Linked DNA regions of Homo sapiens: regions 1 and 3 are each linked to region 2. A link is a contact called in ENCODE Hi-C or POLR2A ChIA-PET data. All regions are on one chromosome and are shown on one strand. The core of a region is the stretch at or near the end of the contact, and the rest is flanking DNA. Distances in the headings are between cores, read along the strand shown. Region 1 holds the start of AKAP1 (A-kinase anchoring protein 1). Region 2 holds the start of PRR11 (proline rich 11). Region 3 holds the start of COIL (coilin).

The links. A loop is a pair of places that touch in the nucleus more often than their neighbours do. ChIA-PET counts read pairs that join two places held with the same protein, here RNA polymerase II (POLR2A). Pooled maps may share reads with other maps.
Region 1: a map of naive thymus-derived CD4-positive, alpha-beta T cell shows a loop between it and region 2 (30-fold over the local background). The contact joins the promoter of AKAP1 here to the promoter of PRR11 in region 2. A Hi-C loop is called at or near these places in 1 of 168 maps with a recorded cell type or tissue (naive thymus-derived CD4-positive, alpha-beta T cell), 1 of 37 single-sample maps with no recorded cell type and 7 of 50 pooled maps.
Region 3: a loop to region 2 is called in a pooled map, with 10 times the contacts of the local background. The contact joins the promoter of COIL here to the promoter of PRR11 in region 2. A Hi-C loop is called at or near these places in 6 of 50 pooled maps. POLR2A ChIA-PET finds 5 or more read pairs at or near these places in 2 of 52 experiments (OCI-LY7 and naive thymus-derived CD4-positive, alpha-beta T cell).

What each region holds. Positions count from the first base shown.
Region 1 is chr17:57,083,996-57,086,770 of GRCh38, reverse strand. AKAP1 (A-kinase anchoring protein 1) reads right to left here and starts at 1,525. Exons shown (of 11, transcript NM_003488.4): 1 at 1,373-1,525. It overlaps AKAP1-DT (AKAP1 divergent transcript), which reads left to right and starts at 1,733. Exons shown (of 3, transcript NR_186437.1): 1 at 1,733-1,931. RefSeq lists silencers at 479-568, 849-1,148, 1,189-1,768 and enhancers at 447-949, 1,989-2,068.
Region 2 is chr17:59,154,353-59,157,133 of GRCh38, reverse strand. PRR11 (proline rich 11) reads right to left here and starts at 1,388. Exons shown (of 10, transcript NM_018304.4): 1 at 1,329-1,388. It overlaps SKA2 (spindle and kinetochore associated complex subunit 2), which reads left to right and starts at 1,948. Exons shown (of 4, transcript NM_182620.4): 1 at 1,948-2,003. The coding sequence starts at 1,971. RefSeq lists enhancers at 1,211-1,260, 1,921-2,160.
Region 3 is chr17:56,959,703-56,962,402 of GRCh38, reverse strand. It overlaps COIL (coilin), which reads left to right and starts at 1,353. Exons shown (of 7, transcript NM_004645.3): 1 at 1,353-1,628. The coding sequence starts at 1,384. It overlaps LOC105371836 (a long non-coding RNA gene), which reads right to left and starts at 1,255. Exons shown (of 4, transcript XR_934875.4): 1 at 991-1,255. RefSeq lists enhancers at 1,272-1,321, 1,332-1,471, 1,221-1,515 and a silencer at 1,642-1,751.

The sequences.
Region 1 (2,775 bases), core at 276-2,775, 2.1 Mb after region 2:
TTACAAGAGCTTGTAAGGCTACTAGTTGCCAGAATTAATAGCTTTTTGTGAACGGTGTTCCTTGATCAGTAACTAACAGATACTGTTGCACCAGGTCCAGCAGCCTAGATTTCACTGGAGACAAATCTAAACACGAAGTAACGCGCACTACAGTAGGGGAAAGATACCCAGGTTAACCTCACTAATTGCCCTGCGCATACACCCTACCCAGCTTGAGAGGCCTCGACTCGCACCTGGAGCGAAGTCCACCGGGTTTGTGTTAACGGCGGCAGGAAGGCGCCGCCACCCAGGACATCCCCCAGGAGAGGAAGATCCCGAAACGCCCAGGGCTCCCATGCCGTTCCGAGTCGCCACAGCACCGCCTACCACGATCAGCACCTTTCTTCTCCTATCCCTCCCTGGAAGGGAAACAGGAAGACCTTCAGCTAGGGCACAAAAGAGTTGAACGCCAGAAAGCCCGCGTTCGAGGCATCCAGCCACTGCCTCTCCTAGCACATCGTAACCCCAAAACTGGCGCGGTCCCTCCAGATCGCAGACCCCGGGCCCTGGGCCGCAGGCGGGGCCGGACACGTGACCGTCGGGGCCCCCGGGCGTGAGGTCGGCAGACACCCCAGGCTGGACGGCCTCCACCCCTCCGGACACGCCTGCAGGGGCTACGAATGCAAATTCCCCCCGAGACGCCCCTGAGCCTCCGACCTCCAGACCCCAATTCGGTTCGAACGGTCCCTCAGCCCGAAACACGGTTGGATCACAACCGGCCGATGTCCCGGCCCATCTTCCCAGTTCCCCTGGCTCGCCGCACGGAACTCCCAGGGGCTGCGCCGGCGGGCGAGCCGAGGGTGAGAAGTTGGGCGAGGCTCCAGAAGTGAAGGGGCAGCTCCGGCTCAGACTGTGTACACACGACCTTTGAAAAGTAAACGCCCGCGGGGCTGGGCGACCTTGGGTGGGACGCGCTCGGGTCAGCCTCGCAGGCGGGTGTGCACGCTCCGGTTAAGTTGAGGTGCAGAGAGGCGACCCGGGCGTCGCGCCCTCGCCCCCCGCCCCCGAGGACAGTGACGCGCGTGGGGAGGACGGCGCGGCCGCAGAGCGCCGCCCAGAGCCGCGCACACGCGATCTGTCAGGAGCCCGCGGGCAGACAACCGGCGGGGAAGGACGAGAGGGGGCGCAGACGAGGGAGGGAAAGATGGGCCTGCCTGACAGCGCGCGGCGGCCGAGAGCCCCCAGGACACCTCTGCGTCCGGAGCGTCCCGCCCCCGGGGTACCTGGAGGGCGCGTCGCACCCTGCACCTGCACCTCAGGCTCCCCATCGCCCCGACCCCGCCGCCTTCGGGTCTCCGGCAGGGGGTCCCCGGCGCAGCTGCCCCCGACCTACCAGCTCCTCGGCTACCATCGGGGTGCGGGATGCGGAGTCCGCGCGCCGCCGCCGGCCCCCGGCTGTGCCCCGCGGCCCGGCCCGCAGCGCCGCGCTTCCGCAGCTCCCCCACGTGCTAGCCCAGGCGGGTGGAACACAGAGACATTAAATACTGAAGACGCGCGGCGACGTGCCCGCAGCGCGACGCAGGCCCCGCCCCTCGCCCTTGTGCCCGCGCGCTCCCGAGCCCGCCCCGCTCACCTGCGCGTGCGCGCCGCCGGCCGCTCCCGGCAGTGCCTCCGCCGCGCCTCTCCCAGCTGCGCCAGAGGGGGCGCGGTCTACAGCGCTGGGCTAACATCCCGCCGCCGCCCGGAGCCGGGTCTTGCTCGCGCTCTCGCGAGAGAGCCGTCATCTCTCCGGTGCCCGGGAGAGGGGCCGGGCGGGACGGTACAGCAACCGGAGGAACCTTGATTCCCTGCCCCGCAAGCCCAGCACCGGTTTTGCCGCCTTGTCTCGAAGGGTCAACCAGGCCATCTCCTGCCTCGGGACGGAGAGCGCCCTGGAAAAGGCGGAGGGGCCGGTGAGGAGCAGGGCTTCCCTCGCTTCGGGGCTTTGAGCTTCCCTGTGACCGTCATTTCCTTGTAGCGTATAATTGGGTTGGCCATTAATAATTGCTCGATAACTGCATAATGGTGAAACCTGGTACCACTCAAATGCAACTTTCTTGCTCGTTTTCACAAGTCGATGTTATCGAAATGAAGCACTTTTCTCTGAATTGGTGTGGGTTTTGGAATGATTTTTGCAGAGATAGTCACGGTGAGTCACTATCTCTGCCAGGACCTTGGGAAAATAAATTCCTCCAAAATAAATGGAGAGGGTAGGGTTTTGGCTGTCCAGCCCTGCTGTCATCCTTAAAACAAAGTGACTTTAAATGAACATTTGTTTGGCCAAAATATAGAAAATAGATCATGCTAAGAACTAACAATTACTTGGGAAAATGCTTAATCTTCACTAGTGATCAAATGCAAGTTTAAATGACAGATGCCATTTACTATACCTAATGAGATTTAAGTCAAATTCATATATATATGAATCCCAATTGCATGGTGTGGTAGATGTCAGGAAGGAAACAAATAGGAAACTGACATAGGAAAGAAAGAAAAAGAGCCCTATTTTTTATTTTTTTTTTTTTGTGAGACGGAGTCTTGCTCTGTCGCCCAGGCTGGAGTGCAGTGGCACGATCTCGGCTCACTGCAAGCTCCGCCTCCCAGGTTCACGCCATTCTCCTGCCTCAGCCTCCCGAGTAGCTGGGACTACAGGCGCCTGCCACCACGCCCGGCTAATTTTTTGTATTTTTAGTAGAGATGGGGTTTCACCGTGTTAGCTAGGATGGTTTCGATCTCCTGACGTCGTGATCCGCCCGC
Region 2 (2,781 bases), core at 139-2,638:
TATTCTAATATTGTCAAATTCTCTTGGTTAGGGAGGTTTTTACTTCTTCATATCATACCACATCTTCATATGGCTAAAAGATGGGTCTAAAGCTATTTTCCAATAGGAAGATGCAATAAATAATACAGTAAGAATTACAGTCTTTTGCAGGAGTTGGCGCTGCTGCTTCTGTGAAAACTCCACCCAATGATATGAAAAGTTCTTTGCGGCCGAGCGTGGTGGCTCACGCCTGTAATCCCAGCACTTTGGGAGGCTGAGGCTGGTGGATCACGAGGTCAGGAAATCGAGACCATCCTGGCCAAGAGGGTGAAACCCCGTCTCTACTAAAAATACAAAAATTAGCCGGGCGTGCTGGCGTGCGCCTGTACTCCCAGCTACTCAGGAGGCTGAGGTTGTAGTGGGCCGAGATTGTGCCACTGTACTCCAGCCTAGGCGACAGAGCGAGACTCCGTCACAAAAAAAGAAAAAAAAAAAAAAGAAAGAAAGAGAAGAAAAGTTCTTTGTTCTGGGGTACTTTCAAAGCTGTAGCAGCAACGGAAATGACTGTTGCATTTCATTGCCATCTTCCTAAAACACATTTTTATGGAAGTCTCTTGCGCTCCTCCACAAATAGCCTTCAATTACTTAATTTCCATTAGCAGTCCAATTGATTCTTCTTGAACACCCATAGCACTATTTCTGGGTACTTGCTTTTTTTAAATTTTATGTTTTATGCTTTTTTTTTTTTAAGCATTGCTGTTTTTGTTCTGTCTTGTTTTTCCAAAGAGACTGCAGCTCCCTAAAGTCTCATCCCGCACAGTATTAGGCACTCAGTAAACAGGACACGCATTTAAAATTGACACTCTAACAGCATGCCAGACAATATCGAGTAACATAGTAATATTCCCAGTCAAGAAATGTACCAACTTAAACTTTAATGTGCATAGAAATCACTCAGGGAAATCTTGTTAAAATGTATATTCTGATTTAGTAAATTTGGGTGGAGTCCGATAATTTGCATTTGTAACAAGCAAACAAGAGATGCGGATGCCGCTGATCTGTGGACTTGCATTGAGCAGCAAATATGTAAAGAAATGTTCAAAAGGAAGGCAGATGCTTTGCTCCAAAACGTATCTTGCGAAGTGTTAATTAAATAGAAGTATGGTTAAGATGAAGCCAGGCCGAGCACTTCTTCCCCAGCCCCAAACCTCCCCTTCCTCCTTTCCATTTCCCCTTCGTGTCCAGCCAAAGTCCCCACCTCCCTAAACCATAAAAACACAAGCAGCAACAGGCCCAGCTACTCAAGACGCGAGCTCAGATAACAAAGAAATAATCGTTCCTGCACTTACTAGTCTAAGAGCCGGGGGAGTCGATGGAGTCCGGGCTGTGGCCTCTCCCACGCCATAAAGAAAAATTCAAAATTAAATCCTTGTCAGGGAGAGGCCAATCGTAGACACGGTCTCTGCACGATTCGCTCTTCGGATGGTGTAGGAGCACAGCCCGGCTTGTGATTGGCTGAGATAGCACAGAGCTCCAGCCAATCAGAGCTGAGGCGCTTCTGGTATGAATAAGGAGAAGGCGGGAGAGAAGGGGAAGGAAAGCCGGAGGGGAAAGAAGGTGTGTTACGTCCCCTCTGCTGTCGGTGGAAGCTCTGGTGTGATTGGTTGGCTCTTCTTCCAATTGCACCAATCTCAAGCTCTTCTCTGCAGAGCCCTAACTACAAAATTGAAAGTAGAGAGGAGGGGGCAGCCAATGGAAAAAAAAATTTGCACAGCAGCCAATCCTCCTGCGGCGTTTTGTGCCTTTGCCCAACAGGAAAATGTGTCTCATGCAGAGGGGCGTTACCCAGTCTCCAATGGGCGGGAGCCGGTGGAACGGAGGAGCCAATGAGTGCGAGATGTTGAGTGACAGCTGTCCAATGGAGGCCCTCCGTGCTAGTACGGCTTGCGGCTTAAGCGCCGCCGCGGTCTGCGGAATGTCAACTATTCAACATGGAGGCGGAGGTCGATAAGCTGGAACTGATGGTGAGTGCAAAGTGAAGGAGATCTACTGGGTAGTTTATTTTTCCCCCATGGCCTCGGAGGTGGGGCACAATTTGGAGTCGCCGGAAACTCCGGGCGGCGGAGGCTGGACCAGAGTCGAGTTCCCTCCTCCTGCACCAAAGGGAGCCGCCACCGTCTGGTGTCTAAACCGCCTCGGGTAAGGGGTTACATCCGGGAAACTCGTCAGGGAAATGGCGGGAGATGCTGAGGGTGCGGGGCCTTTGGAATTCCTTGTTCCTTGCCCTCACCTTTACACCCCTTACGAAACTGCGCCGGGTGCAGACCGCATTCTGTGTTTGTACCAAAAAAGATGTGAATGGAACGGTCCCTAAGCGTCCCAAGAAGGGAGAGGTGGTTCACACTCCAAGAAAGGGGAACGGAGGGTGGGGTGGGGAATAAACTGACGGGGGCGAGGAGAAATCCCTGTAGGGCCAACCCGCTCACGTTCTAAAAGGCGGGCCGAGAAAGTCTGAGAAAGGATGCTAGACTTGTATGCACAACTTCCTAACGGCCAAGGAACCCGTTTCTGTTTGATCCGGAGGTGGCAAACCGTGGGTGAGGGAAGAGGTGTGAGCGAAGGGGATCGTAACCACGAGCTCCGCTCCCGGAGCGCGGGCGGGATTGAGACAGGAAAGGCATCCTGCTCTGGAGTTGTGCACTTTCATTCATCTGTGAAAGTAGAAAACGGGGGCGAAGAATTGGAAAGCACTCCCGTTGTTGCTGGCGTGTTTGGCCTGCTCGGGGGGCGCCCAGCTGGGGG
Region 3 (2,700 bases), core at 104-2,603, 2.2 Mb after region 2:
TTAGTCGGAGGTGGTGGCTCATGCCTGTAATCCCACCACTTTGGGAGGCCAAGGCAGGCAGATTGCTGGAATTCAGGAATTCGAGACCAGCCTGGCCACCATGGAAAAACCCTATCTCTACAAAAAATACAAAAATTAGCTGGGCTTGGTGGCTCACACCTGTGGTTCCAGCTACTAGGAAGGCTGAGGTGGGAAGTCACTTGAACCCGGGAGGCAGAGTGCACCACGGCACTCCAGCCTAGGTGACAGAGCAAGACTCTAAAAAAAGAAAATCCAAAAACCCTTACTTTCAGTTAAAAAATTTTGTTTTCAATTCATCTACTGACTCCCTGGTATCTACAACTTAACTAGTCTAGTGAACTTGGGGAAGTTACTCCTTTTTTTTTTTTTAAGACAGAATCTTGCTCTATTGCCCAGGCTGGAGTGCAGTGGCACGATCCTGACTCACTGCAACCTCCACCTCTTGGGTTCAAGCGATTCTACTGCTTCAGTCTCCCGAGTAGCTGGAATTATAGGCACATGCCACCACACCCGGCTAATCTTTATATTTTTAGTAGAGTTGGGGTTTCACCATTTTGGCCAGGGTGGTCTCAGACTCCTGGTCTCAAGTGATCCGCCCACCTTGGCCTCTCAAAGTGCTGGGATTACAGGCGTCAGCCACTGCTCCTGGCCTCTAGTTACTTCTTAAACTCTCTGAACCTTGTTTTTTTTAAATCCTCTAAATAAGGATAACAGTTCATAATTCCTAACTTTTGTTATGAAAATTAAAGGAGTTAATATATATTATGTGGAGAAATGTAAATTCTAGTTCAAAAAATAGAAGAAATAATGTAAATACTGATTTATTTATCTGGTGAGAAATGCAAGGACATTTTTGTTTGGTGGTGGGTATTAAAAGGCTAAGGTATTTATATTCCACTGGATACATTTGGAAGAATGATTAACAGTGTTATTTCAAAATTTCAACATTGAGAACACACTAGGACTTACATCTTTTTCAACTCATCATGATGAAAAATTTTGTCAGCGAAATGTGTTAGGATTGTTTTATAAAAATCTTTCACGTCGATGAGCAAATATCTTAGAAGACTACTGCTGAGGAGAAATGTTATTTATCCAGAGAGTTGCCTTAATTAGGAGACCCTACATAGCGCCCAGTAGAAATGTAATAAAGGCATTTCACTTATTCCCTTCCTCAGCCCTGCCGTGAACAAAATTGAATGAAATCAACCACGCTCCGAGTTCTCGCCTAGACGCAGCCTGTAGTAGCCAGGTTTCACCACTAGGTGGCACACGCCAAAGGCTCCGGCGGGGGCGAGCCGCCCGAGCACGCCTCTCGGTGGCCCCGTGGTATCTCTCGGCTTCCGTTGAGCACCAAGCAAGATGGCAGCTTCCGAGACGGTTAGGCTACGGCTTCAATTTGATTACCCGCCGCCAGCTACCCCGCACTGTACGGCCTTCTGGCTTCTGGTCGACTTGAACAGATGCCGAGTCGTCACAGATCTCATTAGTCTCATCCGCCAGCGCTTCGGCTTCAGTTCTGGGGCCTTCCTAGGCCTCTACCTGGAGGGGGGGCTCTTGCCCCCCGCCGAGAGCGCGCGCCTTGTGAGAGACAACGACTGCCTCAGGTGCGCGGCGCAGGGAGCGGGACGGCCGGGTGGGCGGCGGGCGGGGGACGCGCCTGCGCACGCCCGGGCCTGAAGCCGCTAGACCTGGTAGTGGAGGGGATGGGGGATGGGGAAGGGGACGAGGGTTGGAGGGGGGTGGGGCTGTAAAAATGCACGTTCGCGAACCCCGGAGATCCTGATTGGTGTAGTCAACTTTGGGGCTCAGGAATCTGCATTTTATTATTATTTTTTATTATTATTTTTTTTTTTTTGAGACGGAGTCCTGCTTTGTCACCCAGGCTGGAGTACAGTGGCGCGATCTCGGTTCACTGCAACCTCCACCTCCCGGGTTCAAGCAATTTTCCTGCCTCAGCCTCCCGAGTAGCTGGGACTACAGGCGTCCGCCACCACGCCCGGCTAATTTTTGTATTTTTAGTAGAGATGGGGTTTCACCATATTGGTCAAGGTGGTCTCGAACTCCTGACCTCAGTTGATCCGCTTGCATCGGCCTCTCAAAGTGCTGGGATTGCAGGCGTGCACCACCGCATCCTGCCCCTATTATTTTTATTTTTGAGACTGAGTCTCATTCTGTCACCCAGGCTGGAGTGCAGTGGCGCGATCTCAGCTCACTGCAGCCTCCACCTCCCGGGTTCAATCGATCCTCCCACCTCAGCCTCCCGAGTAGCTGGGCTTACAGGCGGGCGCCACCATGCCCGGCTAATTTTTTGTTTGTTTGTTTGTATTTTTAGTAGAGACGGGGTTTCACCGTGTTGGCCAGGCTGGTCTTGAACTCCTGACGTTAAGTGATCCTCCCGGCTTCCCAAAGTGCTGGGATTACAGGCGTGAGCCTCCGCGCCTGGCTGGAATCTGCAGTGTAACGAGCATCCTTCCCGGGATGCTTCTGATGACAGGAGAATCAAACTTGGAAAATCCCTGATGCCTAAGGGCAGGGCCAGGCTTTCTTTCAGCCTTGATTTAGCACATCCGCGCTTAGCTAGGCACTGTGCGACTCTGTTGCGTGCCCATGGTGCAGATGTGCCGGAGACCCGGCCTTACCCATGGCGGCCTTCAGGGTCAGGTGCAGGAAGCTGAC